Regions from separate parts of the Homo sapiens genome. Here region 2 is linked to region 1. A link is a contact called in ENCODE Hi-C or POLR2A ChIA-PET data. All regions are on one chromosome and are shown on one strand. Each heading gives the region's core, a stretch centred on a gene start or an enhancer-like site at or near the end of the contact. The rest is flanking DNA. Distances are from core to core; before and after follow the strand shown.

Region 1 (2,739 bases), core at 207-2,706:
GGCATACTACATGCATGCACTCTAATATTTTCATGTAGTCTATTATTTCTCTAAAAACTAAAATGCTGATCATGACCCACAGAATTGATTTCACAACCCACATTAGTTGTGAATTACAACTTGCTAAGGAGTCAGAACCAACATGTAGAAACCCTCTGTTCTTAGCAAGCACATTCTGGTTACACTGTGGGGGACTAGCACCAAGTCCAGGAGACAGAGGCTGGCCCAGACTAAGTGTGGCAATGAGATGCAGAGACACTTAGGATGAATTGGTTCCCAATCCATTACCTCAATGGAGTGGGAGCATGATGGTTCAAGTAGCAGGCTTTGGAGCAGAAAACCCACCTCAACCATCCTCCAACCGTAAAGGGTGATGATGATTCATGAAACAGTCCAGGAGGAGGAGGGACTTCAGGTTTTGTTTGATTCATTTCAGTGGCCCAACAGTGGCATCAAGGACCTTGGCTCTCCCATCTCCTCTGCTTTCACCCAAGGCTGGCTTCCCCTTATGGCCATGAGAGAACAGAGGAGCCTTCCAAAGTGCTCTCTCCTTCATGGGTTATTAGACACCAAGCTCATTCCCAGAGCAGTCACGGGAGTGTGGCCTTCACTTTTGGCCAGAGACAGAGCCAACTCCTAGAAAGCGGAGGGAGACAGTGTCCCAACCTAATCAATGGCTCCCATGAACGCCAGGGAAAAAAAGGGAATTCCACTCCTCCATCCTAGGAAAGTTGGAGTCCTTCCTTAGGGTGGAGGAAGTGGGAAACAGATGCTGATAAGACCTCCACGGAGGTGATGTCTGGAGCTGCAACCAGGGAAGACCTGGCTGCAGACATATTTGAGTCTTTAGCTCAAGAGTGAACCCCAGGCTGCAATAAAGATCTGACAGTTACCAATGCTAGAAGGCTGATGGACAAAGCAATGACGATAACCCAGAGAGAGACTGTATGCAACTGAAACTTCAATTGCTAAATGTCTGTAGGGCTGTTGAGACAGTTGCTTTTCAGTGTATCCATTGCCTGAAAATTACCAGATGTCAGAAAAATTGAAGGAGTCTTAAATGGCAATTTCATGGACATTAAGTGATATTAAATTTTTTAAAGTTACAATGCTGACCCCAATAAATTACTTAGAAACAGCAAAAGGAATAGTGTGGTCTATGAAGAAGTGATGAAAATAGAAATTAGTTTTATTTTATGAGCCATGTGTTATAATACATAGAAAAAAATGCACCAATTACAAAGCGGGCCACAAAAAGGAATAAACGTAAAGCCGACAACGCAGTCACTAGGGAAAGGGTGAAGACACGGGAACCACGCAGCCCGCCGTCCACGTGCACCGGGTAGCCACGGGGCCCTAGCCGAACGACGCGGACGCGAAGTGGGCGGGCCCGGCCAAGCCACGCCTCCGCGCCAGACGCCGCAGTAGAGCGGGCAGGGCGCTGCGCCCAAGAGCCACAGACGCAAGCCCAGTGCCACAGGCCGCGGGGGCGGGGAGGACGGCGCCCGGGGACAGAGAACATGGGACGCAGAGCGGTCCAAGGCCCCGGCGCCCTGGTGAGGCCCAAACCTCCCGCCATGCCCCGGCCCCAACGAGACCCAAGCCCCCTGTCCCGGCCCAGCGCCCGCGGGGGACCCAAGCCCCAGCCTGGTCCACCTCGGAGGCCTCTAGGACCCGGGGGCGCCCGGCGGCCCGCCCGGCTCCCACAAATAGACTCCTGGGCGGGCGCCTGAGCCCCCAAAATAGATCCTCAGGGCCCAAAAGCAGACTCTTCGGCGGGCGCCATGGGACCGGCAGAAGCTGGGCGCCGCGGGGCCGCCTCGCCCGTACCTCCACCGTTGGTGCGCGTCGCGCCCTCACTCTTCCTCGGGAGCGCGCGAGCCGCGGGCGCGGAGGAGCAGCTGGCGCGCGCGGGAGTCACGCTGTGCGTCAACGTCTCCCGCCAGCAGCCCGGCCCGCGCGCGCCCGGCGTGGCAGAGCTGCGCGTGCCCGTGTTCGACGACCCGGCTGAGGACCTGCTGGCGCACCTGGAGCCCACGTGCGCCGCCATGGAGGCCGCGGTGCGCGCCGGCGGCGCCTGCCTAGTCTACTGCAAGAACGGCCGCAGCCGCTCGGCCGCCGTCTGCACCGCGTACCTCATGCGGCACCGCGGCCTCAGCCTGGCGAAGGCCTTCCAGGTGGGCGGGCCTTTAGGGGGGCGGTGTTTCGAGAGGGGCGTGTCTTCCGGGGACGAGTTTTCCGGGCGGGGCCGGCTTCGGGATTGGGACAGGCACTTCCGGGAGGGGCGGGTCTCTCTCGTGAGGGCGGGCTTAGGGAAGCAGAGAGGCACTTCCGGGTTGGGCGGGGCCCACTCTTACAGCTGGGCCCGCCTTGGCCCCTGCTGGCCATTAGCGCGACTTGGGGTTATTCAGTACACTTCTTGTTTGCAGATGGTGAAGAGCGCTCGCCCGGTAGCAGAACCGAACCCGGGCTTCTGGTCTCAGCTCCAGAAGTATGAGGAGGCCCTCCAGGCCCAGTCCTGCCTGCAGGGAGAGCCCCCAGCCTTAGGGTTGGGCCCTGAGGCTTGAAGCTTGAAGGCCTGCTGCCTGGAGGAAGGATGTCCCTGCACTGATACAGAAGGCTGGTCTTTACCCTTCTTCCTCACTGTCATATCGAGTTTTCCTTTGTGTGTGTGTGTGTGAAACATAGTGCTTTTAATTTTATATTTCCGGCTGAGGTGATGCACAAATTATCTTACAG
Region 2 (2,722 bases), core at 135-2,634, 1.4 Mb after region 1:
TGATGACGGATGATGGAGTGTGGGGATGATGATGGGTGATGGAGTGTGGGGATGATGATGGAGTGTGGGGTTGATGATGGGTGATGGAGTGTGGGGTTGATGATGGGTGATGGAGTGTGGGGATGATGTTGGGTGATGAAGTGCGGGGATGATGATGGAGTGTGGTGATGATGACAGGTGACGGAGTCTGGGGTTGATGACGGGGCGTGGGGTTGATGATGGAGTGTGGGGATGATGATGGGTATGGAGTGTGGGGATGATGATGGATATGGAGTGTGGGGTTGATGACGGGTGATACAGTGTGGGGATGTGATGGGTGATGGAGTGTGGGGATGATGATGGGTATGGAGTGTGGGATTGATGACGGGTGATGGAGTGTGGGGATGATGATGGGTAATGAAGTGTGGGGATGATGATGGAGTGTGGTGATGATGACAGGTGACGGAGTGTGGGGTTGATGACGGGGCGTGGGGTTGATGATGGAGTGTGGGGATGATGACGGGTGACCGAGTGTGGGGTTGATGACGGGGCGTGGGGTTGATGATGGGGTGTGGGGATGATGACGGGGCATGGGGTTGATGACGGGGCGTGGGGCTGTTGATGGGGTTTGGGGTTGATGACGGGGTGTGTGGTTGATGACGGGGTATGGGGTTGATGATGGGGCGTAGGGTTGATGATGGGGTGTGGGGTTGATGATGGGGCATGGGGTTGATGACGGGGCCTGGGGTTGATGACGGGGTGTGGGGTTGATGACGTGGTGTGGGGTTGATGACGGAGTATGGGGTTGATGATGGGGTGTGGAGTTGATGACGGGGTGTGGGGTTGATGACGGGGCATGTGTGGGGTCGATGATGGGGTGTGGGGTTGATGATGGGGTGTGGGGTTGATGAAGGGGCGTGGGGTTTATGACGGAGCTTGGGGCTGATGATGGGGTGTGGGGCTGATGATGGGGTGTGGGGCTGATGATGGGGCATGGGGTTTATGATGGGGTGTGGGATTAATGACGGAGTGTGGCGTTGATGATGAGGCGTGGGGTTTATGACAGAGCGTGGGGTCAATGACAGGGTGTGGGGTTGATGACGGGGTGTGGGGTTGATGACGGGGCATGGGGTTTATGACAGCTTGTGTCAGACGAAGCCACATCAACTCATTCTGAGCACCCCTTTCCTCAAAACATAAGGATGAGCATGACCAAAATCTCAAGACATTTTTCCTAAGTCCTTAAGACGGATGAACTTCTACAGGTAAGTAGGTAGATTAATAAACAGAGGTAAGGAATGTTGGCATGAAGAAGCTCCCTAGGCTGCTGTGTGGCTGAAGCTCTGACTGGTCATGCTGGTTAAGGATGCGTCTGAGCAAGATCGGTCGCTGACAGGTAGGTGTGTAGAAAATAACCTATATGTGGTGGTCCATTTTCAGTTCTAAGTGCCTTCATATAGGTTTAAGCAGGCTATGTGGAAATAGAGAAATAAAGAAGCAGAAATGTACTGAGTCACCACCCTGCCCTCCTTCCTGCTTTCCCTTTCACCCAGCGGCCACGTGCCTATCAGTAGGAGCCCCCTCAACTACCCTCTCCTCACCCCACCAAAGAATTTAGTTTAGGCTAGCTTGCAACATAAATAATTATACCCTTTCTTATCAGCTACGTGCAGCCACCAGGGCCATAGTCAAATGTTTGAAGAGTCCTGAGACAGTTGCAATGCATGGTGGGCTGCAATAAAATGCAGCAGAAAGATCCTAAAGAACAGACTTGAAATCTTAATCCAACGACCAATAGGTGATGTCCAGGAAGATCGTAACCCCATTTACTCAGTCAATGAGGAACTGGGGGAGGGACCTGCGCACTAGGGGATAAATTGCTTGTTGAAACTCTGCTGGGGGTGGCTGCATGCCAGCCAGACACCCAGTCTTGCAAGACTGTCATTGAAAATCTCCGTTTTGCTGTTCTCCGGGTCTCTGCGTCCAGTCTTTGTGTTTGGACGGGTGAGTTTGTTTCTCACAGGTGCGACTCTGTCTCTATTTGCATCAGGTTCAGTTTCTTCCTGGTTGACCTTGTGGGTGTGAATGTTGTCACAGACCTGCCGGGCCATCTTTCTGCAAGAAGATAAAGGAAGACCAGGAGTGCCTGCCGAACTCCTATGGAGGAAGTCTAGGAGAGGAAGGGGTAGGACCAAGGGCACTGCTGTGGGCTGAAGGTTTGCGTCCCCCCAAATCCTTACGTTGAAATCCTAAACCCCAGTGGGATGGTGTTTGGAGATGGGACCTTTGGGACGTGATTAGGTCATGGGGTGGAGCCCCATGAGGGGATTAGTGCCCTTGTAAGAAGAAACACCAGAACCAGCCTCTTCTCTCTCTACTCACCACCCTTCCTCTCTGCTAAGGACAGGGAGGAAGATGGTGTCTGCAAACCAGGAAGCAGCCTTGCCAGACACAGGATTGGCCACAACCTTGACCCCAGACTTCCAGCCTCCAGAACTGTGAGAAATAAATGTCCATATTGACTAGGGGCACAGGGCATGGGGGAACTGGTTCCAGACCTGCCTCCTGGGAAGTTGGGAGGGGGCATTTCAACCTGTTAATTTCTCAAATTATGTAGTCATTCAAAAAGAAATAGAAACACTTCATTAACTTTGTGATTGCCAAATTATTGATCAATTCTCATAGAAAGTTATAACATTTCCCCTTTTGGTACATTTCTGTTAAAAAGAAGGTTGTCTTTCCA

What was found. Hi-C counts contacts between places; a loop is a spot of excess contacts on that map. ChIA-PET counts read pairs that join two places held with the same protein, here RNA polymerase II (POLR2A). Pooled maps may share reads with other maps.
Region 2: a loop to region 1 is called in a map with no recorded cell type, with 4 times the contacts of the local background. The contact joins the promoter of LINC01238 here to the promoter of DUSP28 in region 1. A Hi-C loop is called at or near these places in 1 of 37 single-sample maps with no recorded cell type and 4 of 50 pooled maps. POLR2A ChIA-PET finds 5 or more read pairs at or near these places in 1 of 52 experiments (activated B cell).

Annotation. Positions count from the first base shown.
Region 1 is chr2:240,558,901-240,561,639 of GRCh38, forward strand. It overlaps DUSP28 (dual specificity phosphatase 28), which reads left to right and starts at 1,457. Exons shown (of 2, transcript NM_001370465.2): 1 at 1,457-2,177; 2 at 2,430-2,739. The coding sequence starts at 1,785. The coding sequence ends at 2,567. It also overlaps a transcript of ANKMY1 not described here. RefSeq lists silencers at 1,306-1,715, 1,896-1,945 and enhancers at 2,042-2,183, 2,216-2,285, 2,316-2,675.
Region 2 is chr2:241,969,299-241,972,020 of GRCh38, forward strand. It overlaps LINC01238 (long intergenic non-protein coding RNA 1238), which reads left to right and starts at 1,385. Exons shown (of 6, transcript NR_110592.1): 1 at 1,385-1,983; 2 at 2,077-2,195; 3 at 2,387-2,477. All of the region lies in intron 3 of LINC01237 (long intergenic non-protein coding RNA 1237), which reads left to right.